Linked DNA regions of Homo sapiens: region 1 is linked to region 2. Evidence: read pairs that join two places in POLR2A ChIA-PET (ENCODE). Cell type or tissue: A673. All regions are shown on one strand. Region 1 overlaps EXT2 (exostosin glycosyltransferase 2). Region 2 overlaps EXT2 (exostosin glycosyltransferase 2).

The links. ChIA-PET counts read pairs that join two places held together with the same protein. Peaks named below come from ENCODE experiments on the same cell type or tissue, not always from the same donor. Only the 100,000 strongest peaks of a DNase experiment are listed, where the experiment ranks them.
Region 1: POLR2A ChIA-PET joins it to region 2 with 7 read pairs; 3 of 35 experiments call an interaction of 5 or more read pairs at or near these places.

What each region holds. Positions count from the first base shown.
Region 1 is chr11:44,114,378-44,119,377 of GRCh38, reverse strand. The region is part of intron 4 of EXT2 (exostosin glycosyltransferase 2); the gene reads right to left. Among named protein-coding and RNA genes, the nearest start is that of EXT2, 21 kb to the right of the region's middle. In A673, no CTCF peak of the experiment used is centred here; no DNase peak of the experiment used is centred here; H3K27ac peaks cover 78 bases.
Region 2 is chr11:44,183,941-44,188,940 of GRCh38, reverse strand. All of the region lies in intron 8 of EXT2 (exostosin glycosyltransferase 2), which reads right to left. Among named protein-coding and RNA genes, the nearest start is that of EXT2, 91 kb to the right of the region's middle. In A673, no CTCF peak of the experiment used is centred here; a DNase peak (open chromatin) is centred at 2,210; H3K27ac peaks cover 4,709 bases.

The DNA.
Region 1 (5,000 bases), 70 kb after region 2:
TCCAGATTCACCCCATGCGTCTTCTACCTCTCTGACTGTGCTGTGCATCCTTTTGCCGTAATAAGTCACAGACGTTAGTACAATTATATGCTGAGTCATGGAGCCCTCCTGGCAAATCATAGTAACTGGAAGTGGTCTTCAGGACCCTCTGACACACATCCCCACAGTCATGACAGTCAAAAATGTGTGTGTGTGTGTGTGTATGTGTATATATATATATATATATATATATATATATATATATATATATATAAATAGCCAAATGTCCCCTGGGGGACATAATCATTCCCTTTCTCCTGATGAGAGACAGCAGTCTAGCCCAATACTTGGTCCAAACAGGCTTTCAATAAAGGTTTGACTTGAAGTGAACTGAACTAAACTGAATTGAATTAAATAATTTCCAGAACAACTTTAGGAGGAAAAAAAGAGAAAAAGAAATGAATAAAAACTTTTTAAATCACAGAACAGATTTAAGTAAATGCTCACAGAAGCAGCAGAGAAGTAACTTTTTTCCCTACTTATAGTTATTTCTATCTCGTGCTACATAAATATGCCAAATTAAGACCCTAGGCACATAACAGAAACTTGTACCACCCCAAAGGGTACCAGCGGGGCTTATGTAGATGATCTCATCCTTTCTGAATTTATGAAAATCTAACCTCGAAATAGGGCACTGAATTATATCAGTTTCTTCTGTCCGTGAATTCACTAGAAGAATTATTTGTGTATTTCCATTGTGATGATAATCCAAAAAATTAGTATGGGGATAGTTTTGCTCATATTTAATGATGAATACTGCTAAAAAATATTCAACTTCCAAGTTTCTATTTAGTGGACTAATGAGATGAGAGAAACACTAAAAATGTAAATCATATAAAGCAGTAGAGTAAAAATGCAGATAGAATCTAGGCTGTGGGTATACATTATGTTCAGTGTAAAATTTTTTAAACTTTGCTGTTTGGAAATTTTCATAATAAAATATTGGAAAAAATATGAATCATGCATCTGTACCATATGAAGATAAATGATGTCACAATATGCTATCTAAAGGGAAGCTTCTAATGTTTCAAATAGAAAACATGGTTAAAAAAAAAAGTACATTTTCACCCAACATACAACAGTATAGGCACATCAAACCCAGCAAACCCGTAATTAACTCCATATTCACCTTAAAGATGCAATCTCATTTCAAAGAAACAGCATCAGCTATCATATTCAATTATGTTAATCTGAATGTTATTAGTTTTGTAGATGTGCTTATATTTAACCTTGTAAATTTGTTTCAGTTTTGTAGTTGCATAAGCACAAAGAGTTTAGACTGTTTTTCATTTATATTTACTTATAACAAAAATAGTTAATTAAAATGCAAAGGACCTGAATAGTCAGGAAAACTCTGAAAAAGAAGAACACAGCCTGGGCAGTATCACAAGAACCCATCTCTATAAAAAATTAGCCAAGCGTGGTGGCATGTACCTATAGTCCTAGCTACTTGGGAGGCTGAGGCAGGAGGATCACCTGAGCCCAGGGGTTCAAGGCTGCAGTGAGTTATGATCCCACCCATTCGATCCAGCACTCCAGGGTGACAGAGCGAGACCTCGTCTCTTAAAACAAGAAAAAGGAAGAACAAAGTTGGAGAACTTACATTTATTTCAAAACTTAATACAAAGCTAAGGTAACCAAGACAATGTAGTACTGGCATAATAGACATATAGACCAACAGATTCGAATTGACAATCCAAAAATAAACCCATATATCTATGGCCAGTTGATTTTTAACAAGGGTACCAAGACCATTCAATAGAAGAAGACTTGTTTTTTCAACCAGTGGTGTTCAGACAACTAGACATACACAAGCAAAAGAATGAAGTTGGACCCCCACCTTATACCACATACAAAAATTAACCAAAATGAACCATAAATCTAAATGTAAGAGCCAAAACTGTAAAACTCTTAGAAGAAAACGTAAGGGTAAATCTTCATGGCCTTGGATTAGGCAATGGTTTCTTAAAAATGACACCAAAACTGCAAGTAACCAAAGGAAAAATAGATAAATTGACTTCATCAAAATGAGGAACTTTTGTGCATCAAAGGACACTATCAAGAATGTGAGGCCGGGTGCGGTGGCTCACACCTGTAATCCCAGCACTTTGGGAGGCCAAGGTGGGTGGATCACCTGAGGTCAGGAGTTTGAAACCAGCCTGACAAACATGGAGAAACCCCGTCTCTGCAAAAAATACAAAATTAGCTGGGCGTGGTGGCACACGCCTGTAATCCCAGCTACTTGGGAGGTTGAGGCAGGAGAATCGCTTGAATCTGGGAGGCGGAGGTTTTGGTGAGCCGAGATCACGCCATTGCACTCCAGCTTGGGCAACAAGAGCAAAACTCCGTCTCAAAAAAAAAAAAAAAAAGAAAGTGAAAAGCAGTCTATAGAATGGGAGAAAGGATTTGCAAATCATGGATCTGAAGAGGTTCTAACATCTGTTATAGATAAAGAATTCTTATAGCTCTACGATAAAAGGACAATTCAATTTTAAAATGGGCAAATGATCTGAATAGACATTTCTCCAAAGAAGTTATATAAATGGCCAATAAGCACATGAAAAGATACTCAAAATTATTAGTCAGTGGGGAAATGCAAACCAAAACCACAATGAAGATATGACTTCACATCCACTAGGATGGCTAGAATAAAAAACACAGGCAATAACAAGGGTTAGTGAGGATATGGGGAAATCGAAACCCTCATACATGGCTGGTGGGAATGTGAAATGGTGCAGCCGCTTTGGAAAAGAGTTTGGCAGTTCCTCAAAAAGTTAAACATAGAGCTACCGTATGACCCAGCAGTTCTGCTCCTAGGTCAAGAGAACTGAAACCAGCTTTACATACAAACTTGTATACAAATGTTCATAGCAGCATTATTCATAAGAGCTAACAGGTGGAAATAATCCAAATTTCCATCAACTGATGAAGAGATGAATAAAATGTGGTATATTCATATGATGAAATATTCAGCCAAAAAACAAAGGAAGTACTGATTCCATGCTATTACATGAATAAGCCTTGGAAACATTATGCTAAGTGAAAGAAGACAGGTACAAAAGACCATTTATTGTACAATTATGTTGATAGGAAATGTCCAGAATAGGCAAACCCATAGAGAGAAAAAGCAGATTAAGGATTCTTGCTGGGGACAGAGGTGAGGACTGACTGCTATTGGATATTAGGTTTATTTGTGGAGTCATGAAAATGTTCTAGAATTAGGTAGTAGGCCTGATGATAGTTGCACAATTTTGTGAATATACTAAAAACCGTTAAATTATACACATTAAAAGAGTAAATTTTATGGTATATAAATTAATCTCAATTTTAAACATAAAATAAAATAAGTCAACTCTGGGAGTCCACAAAGGGAGAAAAATCCAGGAAGATGTCCTAAGCAACAACTTCATGAACCACTCAGTCTTGCTCCGCATTTGCCTAAGGGTAGGAACAAAAATGTCTCAAGCTCACCTGGGCTTTACACATCGTCTACATAACAAAATTTGCTAAGTGAATGGCTAATGTAAGTTTCAGAATTTGGTCCCGGGCCACATGGTAGAACACAAACAGGAGAGAGATGTCTTCTCCTGAGAAAAGTTCTCTTACTTCTCAGAGTCCACAAAGGTTTCTAAGGAGATGTCTGAAATATTTAAAGAATGGTTCTAATGGTCTCCAGGCAAACTATTTCCATGAGACCCATTTCTCAAACCAAATACAACATTTTTAGTGTCAAAATTTATCTATTGGTCACCTCTGCTTCTGAGCACTTCCACACAAGTAAAGGATGCTTTTATTATCATGTTTGTTTAAAGCTCACTGAGATTCTCACCAGGAAATAGCACAATTTTTACATAGACTACAGAAAAAAAAAGGTTACATCCATGCTGCACATTCATGTTGTCAGCCCTTTTCATTTACTCCCTCACATACTAAAATATGAGCCAAGAAATGCCAGACACTGAAGATATGGTAGTTTAAAAAAACAGCTGGATGCAGTGGCATGGGCCTACAGTTCCTGTTACTTGGGAGGCTGAGGCAGGAGGGTCACTTGAGCCCAACAATTTGAATCTAGCCTGGGCAACATAGCAAGACTCTGTCACTTAAAAAAGCAAAACAAAGCAAAAACAAAAACCTAACCTCAGCTTCACTGCACGTACAAAATCCAAAATCCAAACAAGACAGGCTTTGAGCAAGTCATCACGATGGGCATCATGTGTGCAGCGATGGGCATCACTCTAAGAGACGTGCAGGCTGCTATGGGAGCATAAAGCAGAGGAGCCAGGGCAGAGGCCAAGAAGGTACCCCCTCCACCCCATCCCAGAAGGTGGTTTCAAGCTGAAACCTAAGGCACAAGCAGGATGTTAGACTAATGAAGACGAGGAAGAAGGTCTGCAGACAGTAGAGAATGTGTCTGCTGCCCAGAAAAACTGAGAGAGCACAGCTTGTTCTAGGAACTGAAAGAAGTAAAAAGTTCTCAGACACAAAGCTAAAGATGGAGATAGTGGTCAGATGAAAGAGAGCCTTGAAAGATGTTTTAGGGACTGTGGGCTAAGGACTAACGTGAATCTTATCCTAAGGGCAATGTGAAGCCAAGGATCAAACTCGAGGGGAGCAAGACCAGAGGCAGGGAAACCACATAGGAAGCCGTTTCAGCAATCCAATGGAGAGATGACAGTAACCTGGTCTAGGGTAGAGGAGGAGGATTCGGGGAGCAGACAGACCTAGGAAGTATTTAGGATGCAGAATCAATACGACTTCCTACTTTGATATAGGAAACAAAGGAGAGAACGGAGTTAAGGATACCACATGGATTCCTGGCTTAGAAAACTTGGTAGACAGCACTGTGAATTTAAGGAGACAGAGAAAACTGCAAGATGAATGAGACTGCATGGAGGTGGGAAAGATGGGTGCCTCAGTGCCTCAAGGACCCTACCCTGTAACTGATGTATTGGTTGCTTTGA
Region 2 (5,000 bases):
GTCTTCCTGGATCTGCGGCCTGTGTCATTCAACAATTGTGGAAAATTCTCAGCTCTGATCCTTTCAATAGGGCTTCTTTCCATTCCCCACCTCTTCTTCTGGAACTCAGCTTAGACGTATGTTGGACCTTCTCTCTCTGTTCTCTATATTACTTCACTTCTTCATATTTTCCACCTCTTTGTCTCTTTGGGCTGCATTCTGAACAATTTCATTGACTCTAATAATCTAATCTAATAATTGCAAGCCCTTGCATGTCTGTTTCTGGTAGTTCTCGCTCACAATATTGCCTATAGCTTTATGGTTGTGAGCTGCTAATTGTCCTCAGACACTTAATTTATAAGAATTATTTGAGACCTGGACTGAAAATATGGTCCTTATGACAGGGTTTGTGTCTGCTTCTGCTGGTTCCTATCAATACAAAGCCACTTTCAACTAAATTCCCTTCATAAGGCTTATTTGGATGATAACTGTAGTATGAATCCATGTGGGGGTGGCTTGTGATTGCAGTTCTTAATCACAAGGGTCAATACAGACAGGTTTACTCCTTCTTTACTCTTTCACTGAAGACATAATCTTTTAGTTTCCTAGCTTCATCCAAGAAGTTCTTGTGAGAGTTGGATGGGCCACAGGATTTAAATCCTAATCCCTGTCCCTTACTTCACAGAGTTACCAGGTCAAAGCTCCAGATCATCAAGGTCTACAAAAGTCTCCATGGCAAAAGCTGATTTTGGCTCCCACTCACCTCCCAGGATACCAAGTTTCACTTTGATTTGGGGATTAGCAAATACCTTACTTTCCTGCCAGCTCAGCAATAGGTTAAAATTGCTTTATAATACTTCATTCAATATTTTAGTTGTTCACTTAAGGAGGTCACTTAGCATATCTAACCTATCAGAAAGCCAGGGACAGAAGTCTTTTTTATATTTACACTGCCACTGTACTTATGTGTCATTGTGTTCCCTGTTTAACTTGGGGGCCAAATTTGGGTACAAGATGAAAACAATTATATGAAAAGAAAGCAGTATAATAGATGGAATGATGGGCACAGAATCTCTGCATTAGATGAATCAACATACTTTTTTGGACCTCCATTTCCTCATTTAAAAAAAGAGGTGATCAGTGGATGGGCCTTGAATATAAATATGTCTCACTTCCTTCATCTGTAAGAATAGAGCTAACGGAATGCTACCTTTTGTTGTAAGGAATAAACAAGAGAAAATACATAATAAGACCTATCTGGGCACAAAAAATACCCTCCTGTATTTTTAATTTTCCTCTCCAGAGTCCCACCCAATTCTAAAATTTATGTTTCCATGTGATACAGCATTATACTATCAACCTTATAATTATCAACACTTCACTTCTCATAGCTCCACACCACTTACAAAATGCTTCCATGTATATCATTAATTTCTTAGAATAGTTCTCTGAAATAAGTATCCTCATTTTACAGATAAGAATAATGAAATTCAAAGAGATAAGAAACTTGCCAGGGTGGGAGGATTGCTCGAGGCCAGGAGTTCAAGAGCTGGAGGCCAGGAGTTCAACATCAGCCTGGGAAACATAGTAAGACCCTGTCACTACAAAAAAAAAAAATTAGCTGGATATAGTGGTGCAAGCCTATGGTCCTAGTTACTTAGGAGGCTGAAGCAGGAGGATTGGTGGAGCCCAGGAGTTTGAGGCTGCAGTGAGCTGTGATCATGCCATTGCACTCTACAAAAATAAGATTTTTTAAAAGTAGCACGGCATGTGGTGCACACCTATAATCCCAGCTACTCAGGAGGCTGAGGTGGGAGGATCACTTGAGCCCAGGAGGTCAAGGCTGTAGGGAGCTATGATTGTGCCGCTGCAGAAGGGAGGGAGGGAGGGACGGAGGGAGGGAGGAGGGAAGGAGGGAAGGAAGGAAGGAAGGAAGGAAGGAAGGAAGGAAGGAAGGAAGGAAGGAAGGAAGGAAGGAAATTTTGTACAAGGTCAAGCTAATAAATGGTTTTGAGCTCAGGTTTGATTCCAAATGTCCTTTGCAATGGCCTTAATTATAATCAGACATAATCAGATAATCATATGATCAGAAAATAATCAGTTGCTAATTGTTACACTATTCTTCTGAAGCTATCATTATCCCTAATTTCAGTCCTACAGATGGGCAAATTGTTGCAAAGAGAGATTTGGTAAGTAACCTCAAGTCACTCAGATCATCCTCAAGAAAAAAGGGATTGAAACGTGCAGTTTAGGAATTTCTGGGCTACAGTTAGTTTACTGGAAGGCTCACAGGTTAAACCCATTTGAATGCCTCTTGAAAATTCCTGTTATTATCTGAGTTTTAGCTACGTCAATTTTTTTCTTCATATAGCACTGAAATTCACATTTGGCTAAATGCCCACCCTTCTTCCATAAAGCCAAACTACTGTCAAGGAGAGCAAGAAAGGTTGCCACTGATTGCTTTTCAGGTAGTAGAGGAAAAAGTTGACATTTCATCCTCCTCTTGCTTGGAAAGAAAGCCAATCATTTATAAGAACCCTCATCTGGCTGCAGCTTCCATTAGTGGGATGGACAGAAACCATTTAAATGGTTCAACATAAGCCATATTAAAAGAATTTGGAATGAGGGAAGAGAGGGTTCCATATGCTGATACTTTTAATAATTCATGAGTTACAGCAGTCTGCAAGTAATAAATTTCACTAAATATATCTATAGTATGATTGCTTAAGATACTGGCAAAGATAACATACCATTGATTTTATTGGTTTATAATTTGATATGTTAAAAATAACAGTTCAGCTGTTTTACAGTACAAAAGATTTAGATTATTTAGAACAAGGTCTTCAATCATCATCCTTGGACCTGCTACTTCATAAATACACTGAAAATACTTAAATGCTTCAGTGAAAAAACTAGTGACTTATCTGATTCAAACAAAGAAAGCCAATCTATAAACCAAAGACAAAGTGTCCAACAATGTTCATGATGGCTTATACTACTACATCTTATGAGAGGTAAAACAAATTTACAGTTTCAACTGATTCTCCCATACTTGAAATGCTCTGACAGTTTGAAAGAGTAGCTCATTCTCTGATCTGGGCATAAAAATGATTGTTGGTAGCCCCTGACCATATTAGAGAGGTCATCTATGGTATAGGGGAAGACTTCATTGGCTTGGTAAATAAGAACTTTGGGGAGTGATTAAATTACAGCTTATGGCATCCAAGCTCAAAACACCAACACAGTTATAACCAAGAAAACCACAGTTTCTGTATAGTTTGAGCTGTTAGGAGCCTAACACCAAAATGAAAGTTGATACAGAGTGGAAAGAAGAGACTCCACAATAAAGTGATTTCTTAAATATTAATTTCTCTGGAATTCCAATAAAGCATATGTTTTGTCTGCTGTGCTCCATCTCTGCTTCTTCCTGAAAAAAAGGCATGAACCCACAAGGGCAAAAAAAAACCTTTTATTGGAAACAAGAATGGACCAGAGTTCAACAAATTTTTGGAAGGTAAAACAGATGAAGCCTTCCTTTTTCAAAATCCTCTTGCTATAAAACATAGAAATGTAGTATAAAATAGAACAAAAATTATTTTAAATATACAGCTGAGGTCACTGGAAAAGATAAGTCCCTAGGGACCAAAAATGAAGAAAAAACTGCAAATGAAAGCTGAACGCCCAGGAGCTAGTTGGCACTGTGGCACCGCAGAGGGCCAAGCTTGTTGCAGGGGTTGGCAATGTAGTTGGTTTTAACGCTCATGCTGGAACAGGAGACTTGGTTTTGGGCACAGGAAGTAAGGAAGTTAGAAGTGAGACTTGTACATTAAACCAGATCCCTTGAAGGCCTATACAATCAGTGAAAGAGTGGGCCAGAAAAAGTCTCTCACTAGTACACAGAAGCAACAAAAGTCACTTTTCTTTCTCAACCTGAGCTTGGTGATGTGGGTGAGGGGGAATCCTCCTGGGGAATTTTTTCTTTCAATTTATGTTTGCTTATTGTTTTGCAACATTTTGTTTTGAACATCAAGCACTGTACCAAAATATGAGCCATTCATCTTAAGACAACTGTATTTACCATAATGAAGAGTACTACACTAGTGTTTACAATTAATTGCTGACAACTTAAAAAACTGATCAGTGACATTGCTGTCTAATAATCAAATGCTTCATCACAGGCTGAATGTAATTATTATTATTATTATTATTTTGAGACGGAGTCTTGCTCTGTCGCCCAGGCTGGAGTGCAGTGGCACCATCTCGGCTCACTGCAAGCTCCACCTCCCGGGTTCATGCCATTCTCCTGCCTCAGCCTCCCGAGTAGCTAGGACCACAGGCGCCCGCCACCACGCCCAGCTAATTTCTTGTATTTTTAGTAGAGATGGGGTTTCACCTTGTTAGCCAGGATGGTCTCCATCTCCTGACCTCGTGATCCACCCCCCTCGGCCTCCCAAAGTGCTGGGATTATAGGCGTGAGCCACCGCGCCCGGCCCTCAATGTAATTATATAAAGAGAAAAGTTCCTCCTCCCTTTCTTACCTTCAAACCAAACAAAAAAAAGTAGTTCTCACGTGGAAAGAGCACTTACTTTAAGAAAAAATGTAATTTTTAGCTAGTTTTATTAAACCAAGAATGCTCTATAACATGGGAAAACAAGGCTTCCCAGCGTAAATATCATGATACATGAAAAAATAAAATTCCCTGGAACAGCATGTTTTCACCAACTTGCAGAAAGAGAAAGAGCTTACTGCTTCGTAACCAAGTCAGCTCTGTTTCCCTTGGGAGCTTTTAACAGAGGCTGGGGCTCATGCAGGTTTGGGGTTTCAATGAATTATCTGAGTGGTTCAGAAACCTCCAGTGAGACATTAATGTTGAAGAAGCAAAATAAACAAAAACAAATTCTCTGGAAAATACCTCCTTATCCCAGGATGGGAGAATTTCCACAGAAAACCTCACATGTGAGATGAACTCACATTCCAAAATTATAAAACATCTAAGGAAACAATGCAACAAGAGCAGTGG